2 separate regions of the Mus musculus genome follow, and region 2 is linked to region 1. A link is a loop called in an ENCODE intact Hi-C map of the cell type or tissue named here. Cell type or tissue: left cerebral cortex. All regions are shown on one strand. Links, peaks and the distances in the headings refer to the core of each region. The heading gives the core; the rest is flanking DNA. Region 1 holds the start of Gm52391 (a long non-coding RNA gene). Region 2 has its middle 55 kb from the start of Gm52391.

Region 1 (8,779 bases), core at 354-8,353:
GAAGACCTGGTCATGACTGCACTCACCTCTAACCCCAGCACTGAGGAGCAGAGACAGGTTGATCTTGGGAGCCCGATGGCCAGCCAACCCAGCTAAAATGGTGAATTTTAGGTTCAGTGAGAGATCCTGTCTCGGGATTAGGGGAAAGGGTTCTTTAAAAAAGATAGCAGCCATCCTGTTCTGGCTTCTAGATGTGTGCACAAGGTGTACATGGACCCACATATAGTCCCCCTCCCTTGCTTTCATTTTGCCTACATTTCCAACTATAATCGACCATAGGAGGATTTTGTAAAGGAAAATACTTGTTGACTTGTTTCTGAATTAATATTCCTTGGAATATGTCCCAGGATGCATAACTTTTTATGTGAGTGTTAGCCATCTCACCTTCCAGCAGGTCAAAGTTCAAGCAATTTGTAACCTTCTCCAGTGAAGAAACAGGGTGAAGCTCCACAGGGACTGCACACCAAGCTCCATCCGCACGCCAAGTGTATCTGTCAGCTACTTCTGCAACAATGCTGCGTAACACACGATCCCCCAATACAGAGACCTAAGTACTTCTTTTTCTTGTTCTTGGTCTGATGGTGGAACTTGGCTCTAGGATGAGTTGGAACTTATATGTGTTCAATGTATCTCTTCATTCAAGACTGTTGCTAGCAACTCATTTCCCTAACCTTATGGAAGCAGTGTCTCATCTTAGGACTGTTTGAAATGGTCATGATGTTTATTCTGACCACATTCCATTGTCAAAACCTGAGATCCGCACACACCACTACGATGTAAAGATTCCCCTACCCATAACTGAAGGAACTAAAAGGTCAAATGTCAGGACTTGGCTGTATAATTCTACAATGGAGGAATAATTAGACACGAGAAGTATAAAATAAACATCTAACCAATCACTTTTCATGCCTTATTTAATCCTTAAGGCAGTTCTTCGAGGTAGCTACAATTACTACCCCTGTTTTATGCACAAGTAAACAGAGATTTAGAGACTCTGGTTCTGTTCTGGCAAGTACCTCTCCCAGTACAGTGTTGAGCAACAGGCTTGGAAATGCTGGCTTTCTTATCTTTCTTCTGAACTCACAGAAGAACCCCCATTTTAATCATACACATGGTGGCTGTGTGTTTTTGTAGATATGCGTTATCAAGTTAGGAAAACTCCTCTCTAGTATTCGTTTGCTCAAGAGCATTTTTATCACAAAGTCATTTAAAGAGACAAAAGACAAGCCACAGTCAGTCTAGCAGACACGGGTAGGGTAACACTGCCACAAAGGACTAATAGGCAGAACCTCACCCAAAAGGAGATCAAAACCTCAAAACTGAGACTCAGTAATTAACCGAAAGGAATCCCCAAGCGCCATGTGGTTAACAGCGATACTCGACCACGGTGGCTTCATTCCTAAATGGCTCCAAACTCAGACAAACCGACTGTCCACCTAATGTAGAGCAGGTAAGTAAGTTATAGTTAATGTGGTACGATGGGAAGTTGGCATCCAATGCACAGAGGTTCTACTTTCTCATCTGTTATTCATGCTCCAGCCCACGGAAAGCTTACACCGGTTTTGAACAGTGGGAAGAATGAAAAGTTCTTGGGGTTTTGTGCGTTCTGGAGAAGAGAAGAGTGATCCATGTCTGTCCTGCGGTTTGTGGAGTGAGGCCCACGGGGACAGTCTCCAGGGGCTAAGTCACGACAAACAGCTCTCTCAAACCGCTACGACTCTTCCATGAAATGCGTAGAGTGACGAGGAATTCGGGTTAAGCAGAGCTAACTTCTTCCAGGTTCTAATGGTAGCATTGGTTGCCCCTCAAATAATAAAATGATCTATGTTCCTGCTTCCTTCCTCACCTACGTTCTTGCTAGTATCATGAGACCATGGCATGGCAGTTCATTTCCATCAAAATTCATACACAGAACGAGGTTTCTGGGACAGCCTCTCAGAGTGTGTAACAAATGAACACACTCAGTTTATATGAACAACTTTCAGATAACGTTTGTGGGAAACACCCTGGTGTTTCATATTTGCTTTACGGAGTTCAGAGTTGAGGGGGAGGGAGGAATGGGAAGTCCTGATCTATCAGTGACTTGCAAGGTGACCTTGGTGTCAGGGTGTACTGGGAACTGACAAGTTCGAGGACATCTTTGTCCTGGGCAATAGTCTTTCTCTTGGAGCCTCAAAAGAGAATCCAACAGAAGTTGAGTGAATGCCAACCTTTTGGGTCAGAATTCCAAGAGGCCTTTGTAGATAAGAGGACCTGCTCTCAATAGAGTCCAACTGTCTAGTTTCTAAGAGCTGGGAAGATGGACTAAAGGACAGGATCCTGAAGGTGTCTTGCCCAAAGCCACACAGCAGAATGCAGTACAGTACAGATTACATGTCTCAATTCCTGGCAATTGACATAAGGCAGCTTTGTAGTGGGTTCTGGGGCCACGCATTCTCTCCTGGACTCCTTTGATGTCAGAAAATTTAATCCAAAAGATGGCTTCAAGACTTGATTACAATCTTGACTGAGTGTCCAGGTTTGGGAACTCTAGGGCATCAGAGCATTCCAGTGTGAAGTTCTCAGAACCCAGCAGACAGCTGTTGGTGGTTCCCCCAGATAGCCAGCCGCCATGTTTAGCTTCCAGGTGTTTCGCCCTGGTACTACAATGCAGATCCTACTTCCTTCGCTGTGGCAAGGAGCCAAGAGCCACCGGCTGGGTAAAACCTGGCAGATAGGAGATGATTAGGTCTCTGGGGACAATTATTATCATTGTTATTATATTTTGTAAGGTTCTATAAGGTACTTTCACAGATTATGTACTCTGAGCATCTTAGTCCCTCTCCTCAGTAACTTCCCTCTTGACTCCCATCCACTACCACCACCAGATTACAGACAACTTTCTTTACTTACTGGGTGAATAAGAATCTTATAAAGCAACAGTCCCAGCATTTTTTTTTGGGGGGGGGGGGGGGAAATGCTGTCACAGTGACGCCAAACTGGGACATTAGTTCACTTGGGAGAAACGGAGATATTTCACAAGGACCCTGTGCCCCATTACTGCTGTCCCCTCCCCCTCCCCAAGTGTTGGTGAGATGTGTAGCAGCCAGGTGAACGGGGTCCAGGTGCTTCTACCTCTGGTTCCAGGAGCCCTGGCCTCACCTGGCAGCCTAGCTGAGGGTTAACTTCACAGCCAAGGCCAGATCAGATTACATTAGCTGGTAGCTTCCAATCGAGGCTAGGTAAGGGCAAGGTGGGTATCTGTAGGAACCAGGCAGAGGCATCTGGGTGCTCATGGCTGCAGTCCACTGAGGTGACACTGGCAAGACATGCCAGGCCGAAGACCCTTTGGTGAGTTCAGCTTGGGCAAGGCTGTGTCTGTTTTCTGAGGGAGGGGCCCTTATTCAACCATACAGCATCCCTCAGCCCAGCCTCTGTCTCCCTCCACCCTTACATAATGGCACATTATACAACATCACCAAGCAGGTGGTATTTTTAAAGACAGCAAGTGAGCATTTTTTTGGCCTAAATTTGGGAGTGAAACAGACGGATTTTTAAGACGCTGGGATTTTCCTATGAATAGTAACCCTTGTTCTCTGTCTTTAAACACCAGTTTCTAGACCACCTCCAGCAACCAATCAGCACCCTGTTATTTAATTATAACAAAATTCTTAGCTCTGTCTGCTGCTGCATGGACAAGTGGGGGGCACTGGATCAATTTCTGGAGCCAGGCTGACTTGCCAACAACAATTTTCCTTTTCCCAGAGGGCCTCGGAGGCCTGGAGCAGATTCCAAGTTCCTTCTTTCCCTCCTGCTCAGGGTGGGCTCTGTGACAGCAGCTTGAAAAGGGTTATAGAGAAGCTGATAAAGGCCGGGCTTGTTGCAGCCTTCCCTGACAGCCCCGACCCCCGCGCCAGTGAGCTCATGCCGGCCTCATTACGGCTGGTGCCAGATTTTTTCCATTAACAGGTAATTGAGTAGAAACTAAAATAAGCGAAGTTTGTTTCATCCCTCGGATTTTCTTGCCGGGGTTTGAAAGAAAAACACTTTAGCATCGTTAGTGGACGAGTGTCCTTGAAAACGTATTTATGTTTTCCGAGTGATTTGTCGCTTGGTAGGTGTAATTAGCTGGTTCCCTGGCCTCTCCCCCTCTTGTTTTTACTCTTTAAGGGCCACTGTGTTCAGAGAATTGGGCTGCTTTCCTGGGCCCCTAGCTGGCCAACTCCTTGGGTTGAGAGTGGACAGTTTAGCTGATAGAGCAGAGGGCTGGAGATGATGAAGAATGCCTAAGTTCAGCATGCACAGAGAAGATAACCAACCCCCTTCCCTTGTCGCACAAGCAAACATACACGCGTGCACACACCCTGATGTGCACTCAGCAGGAACAGCCTGTTACGGTCGGTATTCTACCCAGAATGCCCTGCTCTCGATTAGCTAGCTCCACCCTCTTGGTACCTTCCTCCCTTCTGTGCATTCTGGGTAGGCAGTTGAGAGGTAAGAGAATTTGTCTTTCGGGGTGTGTTTGCAGCTTTCTTTGCTCACAGGAGCCGGTGTCTCTGTTTCTCTATGCCCTCGTTTTACTGCCTTTGGTTCCAGAAGCCCCAGCCTTAATGGGCAACCTACCTAAGGTAGCCTGTGAGTAAACACCACTGCGCAGGCCAGTTCAGCATGCAACAACAGAGAGCCAGCCCTTGAGGCCAGGTAGGGGTAAGATGGGGGGGAGGGAGTCCTGGATGGTTCAAATTAGAAGCATGACTCATAGCTCAAGGACATCTACCTAAGGATCCAGGACCTTGTGTCTGAAGGCAAGGAGTGGGACCAGGGACACTTGGTTAGACATAGGAATAGAGACCATTTACTTAAAGAGAGGAAACACTTTTGAGAATGGGCTAGTGCGCTGAGAGAAAAGCTGAAAAAAAGAAAAAGAAAAAAAGAAAAAGAAAGAAAAGGTTGGGTCACAGGTCATAGAACCCTGTATGGGACAGACATGTGACACCTGCCTCTCACATTGCATACTGGGAACTTTTATCGAGCATGCTCCATTTGTTTTCTGAAGTCCTTCTCTCTAGTCTCTATTCTACTGCCACAGCCAGGGGCAGACATTTGGGGGCTGCTTCTACACACCTGACATGGAAGCCCATTGGAAGTAAAGAAGTCTCCAGGAATTTGTATTGTGACAAAAAGGGGGAAAAAAAGTCAACTTTCTATTTAAACAATGGCATTAAGAACTATTATTTGCATGCCTCTCTTTTATACCAGTTGAGAGTGACTCTTAGAGCACAAGAGATGAGTTTGCCCTCTGGGGAGACATACAACCGATAAGCCAGTTCCAGGACATCCATGTGCTGAGTAACAACCTCCGTGGGTTCAAGACCACCCTCCGGGAGATGGTCAATCACTTCCAGCGTAGAAGATGAAAGGCAATCCAGAGCAGCTCAGATCGAGGCTGTGACGTCATTACCCCCAGACCCTCAAGCCGCAGTGCTGAGGACTTTAAACCCAGCTCTGACAGTAAAGGTGTTAAGTGCACACAGAGTTTCAACCGCTCACGGCTGACCCCACATGGGATGGTGTTGCGGTAAATCTGCAACCCAAATAAGCCCTGACAAGGAAAACACAACTCAGTTACTATGAATACATGCTGTGTGCCTAGATTGGGCAGATCTACCGCTACAGTACCATCTTCCACATCTATGAGACCCCTTAGAACTTGGGGTTTCTCCAGGCTATGTGTTTCTGCTCTGCTTTTCTTTTTCTCCCCCCCCCCCCACGTCCTCTCCCTCTTCCATTTTCTCCTCCTCCTCTCTTCCCACCTTCCACTCCACCTTCCCTTTATCTGCCCAATCATCAGCTCTCCTTTATTTTACAAATTAAGGTGGGAAGCAGGTTTGCAGGAAATCACCTGAGTGCTGACTCATTCCTCGTTCACAACCCCTCACAGGAGAAAGGAATTGACATTAAATATAATTAGCTCCAGGGCTATCCACAACATTTCCCCCTTGCTGTCCAATTAAAAGACTATGTTATCTCAGGCATAGTTGAACATCACTATTACTATTTTGTAACTTATAAAGTACAAGAGACCTAACACCCAGTCCATCATCTTTGTTAATTAAATAGAACCTCTGTCATCTATCCTTACTTAAACGACTATGGTTCTGCACCTGGCTATGCCTTGCTCTAGATTGGATGCCATCTGGACACCATCCTTTCAAATCTGTTTCTCCTAAAGTAAAAAGTCCAGGTTGGCTAGGAGACTATGCAGTTTTTCAACCCCATCAGAAATCCAAGATGACTGATATTAACTGAAAATATATAGGAAGCCTAACACAGGTTCCAAAACTTAGCCAATCCATAGAGACCGATGATCACCTGGACAGCCCCTTACTTCAACACGTTGGAGCATCGGTCTTCAGCCTACTGGCCAGGGTCATGTGACAGACTTAGAGAAACAGGAATATTAAGGAGTAGCCTACTCTATCTTGGCAGAATCAAGCTGTGCTAACCTGTAATTGTGTCCTTTCTTTGGACAGTATTATGTCTGTAGATGAAATGAGGCAATTCTTGCCTAGTGGCTGTGTCGTCACAATTGGAGTAACTCAAAGATGCTCAGTTTCTTCTTTGAATCCAAGACAGGGAAAGCTGTCAGGAGCAGACTAATCTCAACAACTAGTGAATAAATAATGAATAATCATTAAATGTCACATTCTGTGGACTTCTGACGTTTTTGAAAAATCAATTATCTATGTGAAGTAATCTAGTCTATTCCCTGTTAGCTACTCTCAGCCATTTCTAATTAAAATAACTGAAAACACCCTAACAATAAACTCAGAGCCATGAATTTCCTGTTTGGCCCTTAACTCATAGGCTTAAACATCTCAGATCTGTGTATAATAACAGCAATAGAAGGACTGGGTCTAAGCCCTGTATTTAAATTTTTCAGTATCAAAGATAACCTATAATAACCATCCCCAGCCCCAAAACCTAGGGAACTGGCATGACGACCCTTCATAACTTCTTCAAGCTGAATATGGACGTTGAGATATTTTGAAGGGAGGTGGAAGGGTAGGACAATGGGGGAGTTGGTTGACCTTAAGAAGGCCACACCAATGATTGTATTAGTCTCGGATGTCTGTGTCTTGACTGGATCCGGATTAAAAACCAAGACATCAGGAGTTCAGGCAGGTCAGTTCAGCATGCCTGATGATGAAATTCACCAAGGCTGTATATTCTATAATATGTAAATCTCAAAACAAAATTTTAGTATCATCAAGATAACCTTTTTGTTTGATTCTCTGGAATCTAGTTCTCAGGGGTTCTCCCTCTATCAAATCTGATCCATATAAGTCTGGAAGGTGTAAATACCCTAATCACCTTTGCCAAAAACACAAAGACAAAACCTTTTCCCCAAGTCAGCATACCCTTCAGCCGGTAATCAGGAAAACCTGTAGCTTGATCTCTGTCCCAGAGGAGCAAAAAACACACCACAATACTCAAAATCACACACACTGTAGCCTGTTTAGGCCTTTCTCATTTGTCATGTCAGGATATGACCACGTTAGACAGAGTATGAGTCTCCTGAAGACTTTATTATACCATTTTTAAAGCAATTGATTCACACCTCTATTTTTCTTTCCTTTCCTTTCCTCTCCTTTTCTTTCCTCTTTCCTTTCCTTTTTCCTTTTTCCTTTTCTTTCTATACCTGCTTATAAGAGACAGCTTGTCCAACCAGAATTTAAACCCAAAATTCCTGTGGAGCCCATGTTAGATAGAATATGAGTTTCCTCTAAGACTTCTTAGAGCAATATATCTTCATGCCATCTTTAAAGCATTTAATTTAAACTTCCACTAATATCTGCCTATAGGAAGCAGATAGGTTTTAATTGTTAAGCTCTCTGCCTAGAGCAGCCATCCTGTTATACCATCTATCTGTTGTGCCCTCTACCAGGAGCCACAGACATTTATTTAATACCTAGTATAATATCTGTTATGTTCTTTACCCAGAGCCACAGACTTCTATTAATTAATATCTGTTCATAGCAGGCAATTATCACTGCTCTCTCTACTTGGAGTCAGTGACTAATATTTCCTATCTCGTTCTGAGCCTTTATCTCAGGTTAGTTGAATTCAAATCATTACGTTGGGTACCATTTTGTTGCGGTAAATCTCCAACCAAAATATGCCCCAGCAATGAAAACAGAACTCAATTAATATGAATACATGCTGTGCGCCTAGAAGTCACCTGAGTGCTGACTCATTCCTTGTTTAAAGCCACTCACAGGAAAAGGAATTAACAACAAATATAATTAGCCCCAGGGCTATCCCCAACAGGATGGACATGAGTAGGTAAGATGTTAGGACATAGAAGATCATCAGATCATTGGGGTGCCACCCCTACCCCACCAGCGATTAATGCTCATTTTACTAGTATATTAGATCGTTCAAGACTGGATTAATTCTCTCAGAAGTGGGTTGTTATGCAATCAGATTGTCTCATATGCTTGGGCCCTTCTATACTTCAGAATCCCCTTTTCTTCATGTAACACAATCCTGATTATATGCAGGATCACTCGACCCCATTGCCTGTCATTCAGAATTTCCAGTCACCTCATCATTAAGTAAACCTCTTCTTTTTCTGTAGCATCTTTTTTATTATTTCTTGGAGAATTTTATACAATGTATCTTGAGTATATCCAATTCCCACTTCTACTCCCAAATTCCTCCCAGACCTTCTGCTTATCCCCCTCCATTGTTTTATCCATTTTCTAGTAACAGATATTCTGATGTAGTAACATTGTAT
Region 2 (8,779 bases), core at 475-8,474, 51 kb after region 1:
CCGAAGCAACGTATAAGCAAAAGCACTTTATTTGGGGTTCCAATTTCCAGAGGGCTAGAATCCATGGCCAGCACAGCAGTGGGCATGGCAGTAGGCAGATAGGCATGGTTCTAGAGCAGTAATGAGAACTCACATCTTGACTCAAGCACCAGGCAGGGAAAGACTAATTAGGGATGGTTATGGGCTTCTGAAACCTCAAAGCCTGCCCCACTGACACACTTCCTCTAACAAGTGCACATCTCCTGGTTCTTCCTAAATAGTTCTACCAACTGGAAACCAAGCCCTCAAACATACGAGCCTATGGGGGCCGTTCTCATTCAAACCTCCACAGCTGACCAGATAATGCAGAGACTGTCTCAAAACACACTTGCTGACTAAGGTAAATGCCTGAGAGCCAAGGTTCAAATTAGGGGAAACCACTTCGACAAGGAGCAGGCACAATCTCACCATCACTCTGGTAAGCCTTCTAGGTCAGGAAAAAACCCAACAATAACAGATCTATTCCAGATAGTAATCTTCATCTGTTGGTTATGGTCGATATTGTACCCAGAACTGTGTCAAACCTTTTTCTATCCCTCAAATATAATCATTACAAGTGAAAGACAAACTTTAGAGACGTTAACTCACCATGGTCATCCATGTTCAAGGCTTCAGTTTCAAAGCCCAAGCTATTGCATGGTACTGTCTTGCCTCAGAGAAAGCTTCCTTCCTGGCCTTTATGCCTATCTCCTTGTAAGGCATTTGGGTGCTGTCACAGATGCTATTTGGTACCCTGTATACCACTCTTGAACTTCATGGCATCACCAATAGACCACTTCTGATTGCCTGGCCAGATCACAGAGCAGACTAGAAGTATAAGAACTGGTACTCACAGAAGGACCTGGAATCAAGGCATAATGGAAATTCCTCATACTGGAAAACTGAGGGGGAGCTCGTATAGTTTCTAGGACTTGCAGTAAGACCAAGCCACAGTTGCCACAGCCAACCTGGTCATGGGCACAGCCCCTATGGCACTCAGATCGCTTTTTCTTCAGCGTTCAGATCAATTCAATTACTTATACCTTTGCTTTCTCCTTGGGCTCTACTTTTGGGAAAACCCAACCTCACAAAGACATCATCACCTCAATGCCCAAAAGCTAGAACATCCCCTGAGATTGTGATAAGTAAGAATAAACGCTGGGTTACAAGTGAATACTCTTTTTTTTTTTTTAGATTTTTGTGTAGGTATGTGCACATGCCCACGGACCGCGCTTGTGTAGATATCAGAAGTGAGTCCTTTCCTGCCAGCATGAGGGCCCAAGCTTCCAACTCTAGTGGTTATACTTGGAGCAAGCACCTTCTCCCATGGAGCCTATCCCCAGCCCTGAGCATCCTCTTCAGCAGAAGAAAGATTTCTGTCTGACACTTTGCTTCTCTTAGGGAAGATGGACTGGTAGGGAGAGGTGACCGACTGTCTCATCCCTTTAAAGAGCAAAGGGGCTTCAACTGAAGCAAGGGTCCCTAGAGAGTTTGGCTGGTGATGAGACAACCTACATGCCCCTGGTCTGAGAGCTGGCTGTACCATGTGGATTTAGGGCTCAGGTAAGCAGGTGTGGGGCACAGTGGTGCTCCTGTAGGTTTAATGTAGAGTTAGGGTGCTCTTGAAGACTCAGGAATGAACCGGACCATGTCATCTTCTGGAACTTGCTGAGAGTCACGAGTAGGGGATGGAAGCACAAAGCCAAAAGGAAGTTACAAGACCTAGTTTGAATTCATAGCACTACAATCATTTCTTATGATTACTAAGTGCCTATTGTTACCCCATGGTGCAGAAACACTGCTGAAATTAGTGGGTTAAAGGTGGTCTGAAAGGTAGGGGAGGACATGTTGGCTGGGGCGGCCTGGGATTCTGAGAAGGTTTGCAGCAGGAGTTAACCGTCAGGGATGCAGAATCATTTCAATATTGTAACAACTGTCCCGTCACACAGGTGCATAATGACTGCTCATAAGCTGGCTGGTATCTGGCACCTTGCTAGGTGCTGAGAACTAACAGTGAGGCGGAACAGACTTGTTTTATTGTCTAGGGACGCAGGCTGCCTTCGCTTCATCCCACTAATGAGCATATGATTATAAACCAAGATGGATGTTCACAAGGAAAGAAACTTGGTTGTGAAAGCATAAAATATAGGGGCTCCGCTCAGTGCCAGGTCACAGCCGACTTCCCCGAGGAAGCGTAGCATCCAGTGCTGGCAAGTAAAGTAAGTGAGGAGATGACTATACCTGTTCCAAAGGGGGAGTCCCTGGAGTGATAGAAAAGAGAAAAGTCAGTGTGCCCAGAACCAGTAGAGTGAGGATATGGGCTGGTCCAAGATGGCACAGTAGATTCACAAAGGGGCTAGGCAGGGATGGGTAAATGTCGAGATTTAGGGGGTCCAGGGTCACTGGTGGGTTCTAAACAGGTAGCTGACCATCATGTAGCTGCAGTTTTGGAATGATAAAGGCAGGGGCAATGGGAGATATTGCAATACAGCTCAGAGTTTGAGCTGAGGGTGGCAGCCTGCTCTAGGTGGTGGCCAAGGTTGGGAGGGGGCATGGGAAAGGATGGGCCAGAGAGAAGCTGGGCGTGGACCAGTGGAGGTGGTGATTCATCAGTCAAGAGAGGGCTTCCAGTTCCAGGTCCTTTCGCTGTTCTGAGTGGGGCTTTTTCCTAGGCTGTGGCATGGAAGTGAGATTAGCTCTCCTAACTGTAAGAGGTCTCATCCACTTTCTGGCCTTTACCTTCCTCAACTGTATAAAGGGGATGGGTTATATTATCCCCAGGGACCATGATCCTATTCCCCATTGGTGATAGCCACAGACAATAAAAATTTAACCCATAGTGTACACTCTCATTACCTTCCAAAGAAACTCCTAAGAGTTTCTTTGTCACAATCTCCTAAAACACTAAGATATAAAAATCTCAGGTCTTTCCGTCTTCGCAGCTGAGCACACGAGCTGTGGTTAGAGCTTACTACCTTCAGTCTTCAGGGTCTTCACTGAATCAGGCACATCATAGATCAGGAATATTCTGGGGCTATCCCCACACACACCCCGTGAAGTTTCTCCTGCCTGGCTATCCCATGACAGGGCCCATGTGAGCATCCTATCAAGCTAGTAAATTCCTATGACAACAGACCGTTTTATCTGGTAGGCCTAGAGATCTCCCCAGATGCTTAGCCTGTCTGAGAGTGGGGGCTGCTGGGGAAGTCAGGTGAGAGATGTAGTTGGGTAGGAAATGAGAGGAACTGAGATCCAGAGCTCAGCCTAGGCTATTTGTGAAGGCCAGGAGCCCAGGTTTCTCTTACCAGGTACACAGGGGAGCAGGGTGGGTATTTATTAATTTATTTCTGACAGAGGCTCAGTTCTCTAGCAATATCCCAAAAGGCATCAGTGCCATGCGGCTGCAGCGGCTGGGTGGGGCCTCCTCCTCCTCCCTTTTATCTTACTCAGTGCATAAATCCATTAGCATGTTTTTTTCTTGAGCAGCCAAGATGTTAGGACCCATCACTCAAGTCATCCACGTGGCATTTCAGCCTTTCACTGGAAGACAATTGTGACTTCAGTCAAAGCCTCTTGACAGGAGAAAATGGAACCCTAGGACAGAATAATGCAGCCAAGTGCCCGCTGTCCCCTGCAGATCGTGGCTCTGTGCGCCATTACTTCCCAAATTGTCCTGCTGAAAGAATTCGCTTGTTTACATCTCTTTACGCCCCGGCATTTAACCTTGGGTTCTGAAGACTCTCTCCTTTCTCCTCCTTCCTACGGCAATTATTTCCTTTGTGGCTTTCATTTTATGTAATTACGGTGGACAGTCATCACGCAGGCATTTTACTGAGCGGGCGGCAGGGCAGAATGGGGCTCCCATTCCTTCTGGCCTGGGAACCATGTAACCTGACTCATTTGGGTTTTTTTCCTCAAGGATTTTCACCCTCCCAAAAGAAATGGAGAAGATATGTACCTAAAAATCTAAAAACACAGGAAGGGACAGCAAATGGCAAGGTGCTGTGATCTTATCTCATGGTGGCCATGTCAGCAGACGTGACACAGAAAACAAATCGCGGTTGCCAACTTCGTGATTGTGCGTGGGTGGCTTTTAGCCTATGCAGACAGGTTTTTGCATTTTTTAAAAAATTTATTGTGGAACAGTTCGAACGTCTGAAAATAGACAGGATGTTGCTGGTGGGATGTGAAATGGTATACCTCTTTCAGAAAGACAGACTGTTGGTTTCTTAAATGGGTAAACATAGAGTCACCATATGATTTAACAACTGCACTCCTAGGCATACAGGCAAGAGAAATGACGACATTTGCACACAAAAGCTTACACTATTGTTCATTACAGTTCCACTTAAAATGCCCCAAAGTAGAAACAACCCACAGCCAATGAATAAAACTGTCATAAAAGAGAATATTAAGCCATAAAAAGTACCCACGTGTTGGCGTAGGCAGCAACGTGGCTGCTAAGTAAAAGGCGCCAGTCACATTATGTAATTTCATTGAGGTGAAATGCCCAGAATAAACAGATCCACAGAGGTAGAATATGCACTAGTAGTTTTAGGGCTGCAGAAGAGAGCAGAGTACAATGGGGCATTATGACTAAGGGACATGGGGTCTAAGGAAGGGGTAATTAAAACGAGGCCGTGCTGATGGCAGACATGCTTCAGGCAGGCTGCATGGTTCCCAAGTCACACCCCAATACGACTGACTGTCCGTGACGAATAAGATGGAGAATAGTCAGGGTTTCAAGCTCGTGGCCTTGAGCCAGTCTTACACCGAGCCGTAGCTTCACTCTTCCCTTGAGTCAGCACCATCTCGTTTGAATTGCAGTGTGAACTCCCAAAAAGAACAAGGGCTCTCCTAAGAAAAGATTATTCACACCATAAACACTTAACAATAATTTATCAATGGCATTCAATATACGTTGTTCACATTGCCACCTGTCTTTTACACACACACACACACACACACACACACACACACACACACACACACACAGAGTTGTTTGAGTCAGGATTCCAATGAGGTAGATGTCTTAACTTCTTTTCCCGTTGCTATGGTAAATACTCTGACAGAAACATGTTAAGGAAGAAGTGTTTCTCAGCTTACAGTTCAAGGTACATGGTGGGGAAGTCATAGAAGCTGGAGCTCGAAGCAGCCTGTCACTGTGTCTGTGGTCAGAGGAGAGCCATGCTTACCTGTACTCTCCATTTCACAGACCAGCATCTCTTGCCCAGGGAGTGATCCTGTCCACAGTTACAGTGGATCTTCCCACATCAGTCAATGTACTCAAGACAATGCCCTCCAGGCATGGCCCAGAGGCCCATCTCCCCGAGGTTCTGCATGCCAGGCTAACCACCCCAGGAAACATGGCAAAGGTTGAACTGTTCCTCCGAGTCTTTTCACCTTGAGATATCCTACCCGCTCTCCTTTGAAAGCCATCTAAAGTGTTTGAGACCTTTGTCTCAGACTGTCCCATAGTCAGGATTTTTACTGATAACATGCCAATTGTGTAGTTTAATGTGTTGCTCTGTCCCCGGAGTCTACTGTCATCGATTGGTAGCTCCTTCTAGAGTCTGCACCTAATTCATCCTTCTGTCAGGAGACAAAAAGCTCCCCAGCTTTCTCTCTGTGGTGGCTACTGGTAGCTTTCAGGGCTTGAATCCTTCCACACATTAGGACAGTGCAGTATTTAAAAAGTAAAAAGAATTCCCAACGTTCCTTCTTCACATACGAACCAGAGCTAAGTTACTTCATCTCACTTTTCTGACCCCATTAGAAACTTGTCCTATCTTGAAAGAGTCTTGAGTTTGACAGATGAGCACAGGTCTTGGAGACCCTGCCCTGTAGCTTCTAAAACCCTACACCTTACCTCGGAGCACAGTAGGGGCTGATGCAACGGCTCCGTGCAGGGAGCAAAATGGAAGAGACCTGTCTGCCCACCGTCCCCTTTCACCCCATGTCTATCTGCCCTTCCTCCAGCGCTCAGCAAGCCCATAGGTCTCTGTATGCTTACCTGCGCTGCTCTCGGCTTGACTTGCTCATTTATTCACCAAATATTTACTGAACACCTGCTGCATACCCAGCACCATGTGAGGAACTGAGGAGAGAAACACAAACAACAGATGATCCCCCTAAGAAGCTCACAGTTCAGTGGGGGAGGAGAACCTACAAGCGAATTGATCATTAGGAATCCCTCTTGTCACTCAGGTCACTTGTCACCTCCTTCAGGAGGCCTCTTTCCTTCTCCCTTCTGGTCCTGCAGAACCGACCACTCTCTCTGTGTTGTCCTTCTTCACGGATGCTGGTCCAGTGCTCATTACATTGTGGGGAGGGGGCAGGAGCATGGATATCCTCTGGCTCACAAGCTCCAGTGGGAAACAATCTGAAGAGGGATGTTATTTCTATCTACATCTGTTTCTGTTGTTTACCAGTTGTGTGATTTAGGCTAAGTGACTTCATTTCTCTAATCTCAGGTGTCGTATGGGGTGTTTCCTACCCGGAAGGGTTATATTGAGGACTGAAAAGTGAAGAGAGCACATACCTGTAGTTACTGCTAATTTCCTTCTCCTATCTGAATTTCAGCATCTCTTAGCGCTAAGCATTGGTGGGATCACTTGGAAAGGAATAGGATGGAGTCTTAAGTCATTTAAAAGTCGGTAAATAAGTGTGGGGAGATAATTAACAGGGGAGTCTGCTGGAGCCTTGGGCTGGGAGGTAGAGGACTTCAGGATGCTGGACTCAACATCTGTCCTCCATAGCGATGGTTCTCATTGTGGGGGTGGGGTGGGTGTGTGGAACGCGGGTGATTCCCCTCCTCCAATGGCATTTTGTAAGGCCCGGAGACATTTTGGTTGTAACGATTCTAAATATCTTACAATACCCAGGATGGCCTCCTCTCGCCTCAGCAAAAAGAACCCTTTCGTTCAATATGTTTAATGGTCACAAGTTTGGGAAACCCAATTTAGAGCCTTTTTACTCAAAATGTGGTCTTCAGACCAGCAGCCTCAACGTCATCAGAGTGATCGTCAGAGTTGCAGAATCCTGGCTCTTGCCTACTACATCAGAATCTGTTTTTTATCAGCTCATTGTGGATGTGAAGACATACACTCCAGTCAGGGAAGAAGGCTTCTAGATAGGATTAGGACTGACAATGAAAAATCCAGTACTCAGGGTAGACAGTCCTCAGGCTATACAGAGCCCAGACTGTACAGTGCTCAGGCTAGACAATGCTCAGGCTAGAGAGTGCTCAGGCTTTACCCCATAGCAATGAATCAGAACCCCTGGGGAAGACCCTGGACACAGACATGTTTAAAATCTCTCAGATGATCTCAAAGGGGAGCTGGGATGGCAAGTCATCTACAAGCCCATGCTCTGATGATGTGGGGAGATTTGTCAGCGAATGTTGGTTCTAAAATAAACAGAGTTCAAGGGCTGGGGAAAGGACTCATTCAGTAAGCATTCCTACAAGCACGGGGACCCAAGTTCAACAAGCAGAAACTGGAAATGCTGGAAACTTGTAATTCTAGTGCCAGGAGGCACAGATAGGCAGATATCAAGGGATTGCTTGCTGGCCAGCCAGCCCAGCTTCAGGTCTTAGTAAGAGACGTGTCTCAAAAACAACAACAACAACAACAACAACAGCAACAACAACAACAAGGCTTTTGAAAGAGAAACTGGAGGCTAACCTCTGGTCTCCACACATATGTGCATGTATATGCATGCCACAGGCACAGTGGTGCACCCATACTTACACACAGTCTCTCTGCATATAAAAATCTGGGTAGAGTATATTCAACTATTCATGGTGCCCATTTTGTTGTGATCTGTGGAAGCTCATAGGTCCTACTAAGACAGTTGTGACCATAGTTTGAGTCATGACCACACATGCGTCAGTTTTCTTGTATACTGAATTTTTTCTTTTTGATTATCCTCTGAGGGATTTGACAGATAAGCAAACAGATGAGTGAATGGTGTTATCTAAGTACTAGTGTGGAAGATGTGTGCCCTGGATATTAGACACAGGGATCCACTCACCAATAGGCTCTCCATGGAAGAAACAGGATCCCAGGAAGGCTTCAGAGTTAGGTCTCCAAAGAGGAAAGAGCACACGTCTGCTTCCTGTCTAGGCTGTTCTGAAAAGCGAGCCTATTTAGACTTAGGGTCTAAATGCATTCCTTCTAAGCATTTCGCACTCTGACTTCTAATTAACACGGGTCCCTACTTCTTCCTGGCTCTCAGTCATTAATGATCATATCAGTGCTCAGCAGATAAAGGCTTCTTCTTACGGTGGTTGAGGGGAAAATAAGGGTTCCAGCAGGTTCTGTGGCTCCTGCCTCCTAGGTGGAATGGGAGCCCTTCTGCACACCAGTACATGAATGACCTTCACTTCTTAAAAACAGGTCATAGTTTTATCATGCTGGGATAAAGGGTTAGAAATGGGCTAACCTCATCAAACACTTCCGTATCTGATCTGACCTTCCTAGCCGAGGGTCATGGACACCATGGAAGGGTTCCATTTGCTGGGTGATTTCCAGTGTGGTTGTCTTCTCCTCTGAGTTTTGGCTGTTGAGTTAAGTGGGTGTGCTGTGGGAACTTGGGGTAAATGGCCTCATTCCTAGTGCCTGGGAAGCTGGGAGGGTGGAAAACCCATACTGTGCTTGGCTGGGAGAGTTTGTCAGTTTTCTGGGAAAACTGAGGGAAGAAGGCATGCCCCCTTGGAGGAAACAGAGGTTTAAGGGACAAGACCAGCCCTTTCCCCTCC

Evidence for each region. A loop is a pair of places that touch in the nucleus more often than their neighbours do. Peaks named below come from ENCODE experiments on the same cell type or tissue, not always from the same donor. Only the 100,000 strongest peaks of a DNase experiment are listed, where the experiment ranks them.
Region 2: a loop joins it to region 1, with 2.2 times the contacts of the local background. A loop is called at or near these places in 4 of 42 quality-filtered maps.

The regions. Positions count from the first base shown.
Region 1 is chr19:55,937,260-55,946,038 of GRCm38, forward strand. Gm52391 (a long non-coding RNA gene) reads left to right here and starts at 874. Exons shown (of 2, transcript XR_003952905.1): 1 at 874-1,450; 2 at 1,540-1,845. In left cerebral cortex, for the core only: no CTCF peak of the experiment used is centred there; a DNase peak (open chromatin) is centred at 3,599; H3K27ac peaks cover 1,685 bases.
Region 2 is chr19:55,988,502-55,997,280 of GRCm38, forward strand. No RefSeq gene overlaps it. Among named protein-coding and RNA genes, the nearest start is that of Gm52391, 55 kb to the left of the region's middle. In left cerebral cortex, for the core only: no CTCF peak of the experiment used is centred there; DNase peaks (open chromatin) are centred at 3,533, 4,141, 4,409 and 4,756; H3K27ac peaks cover 502 bases.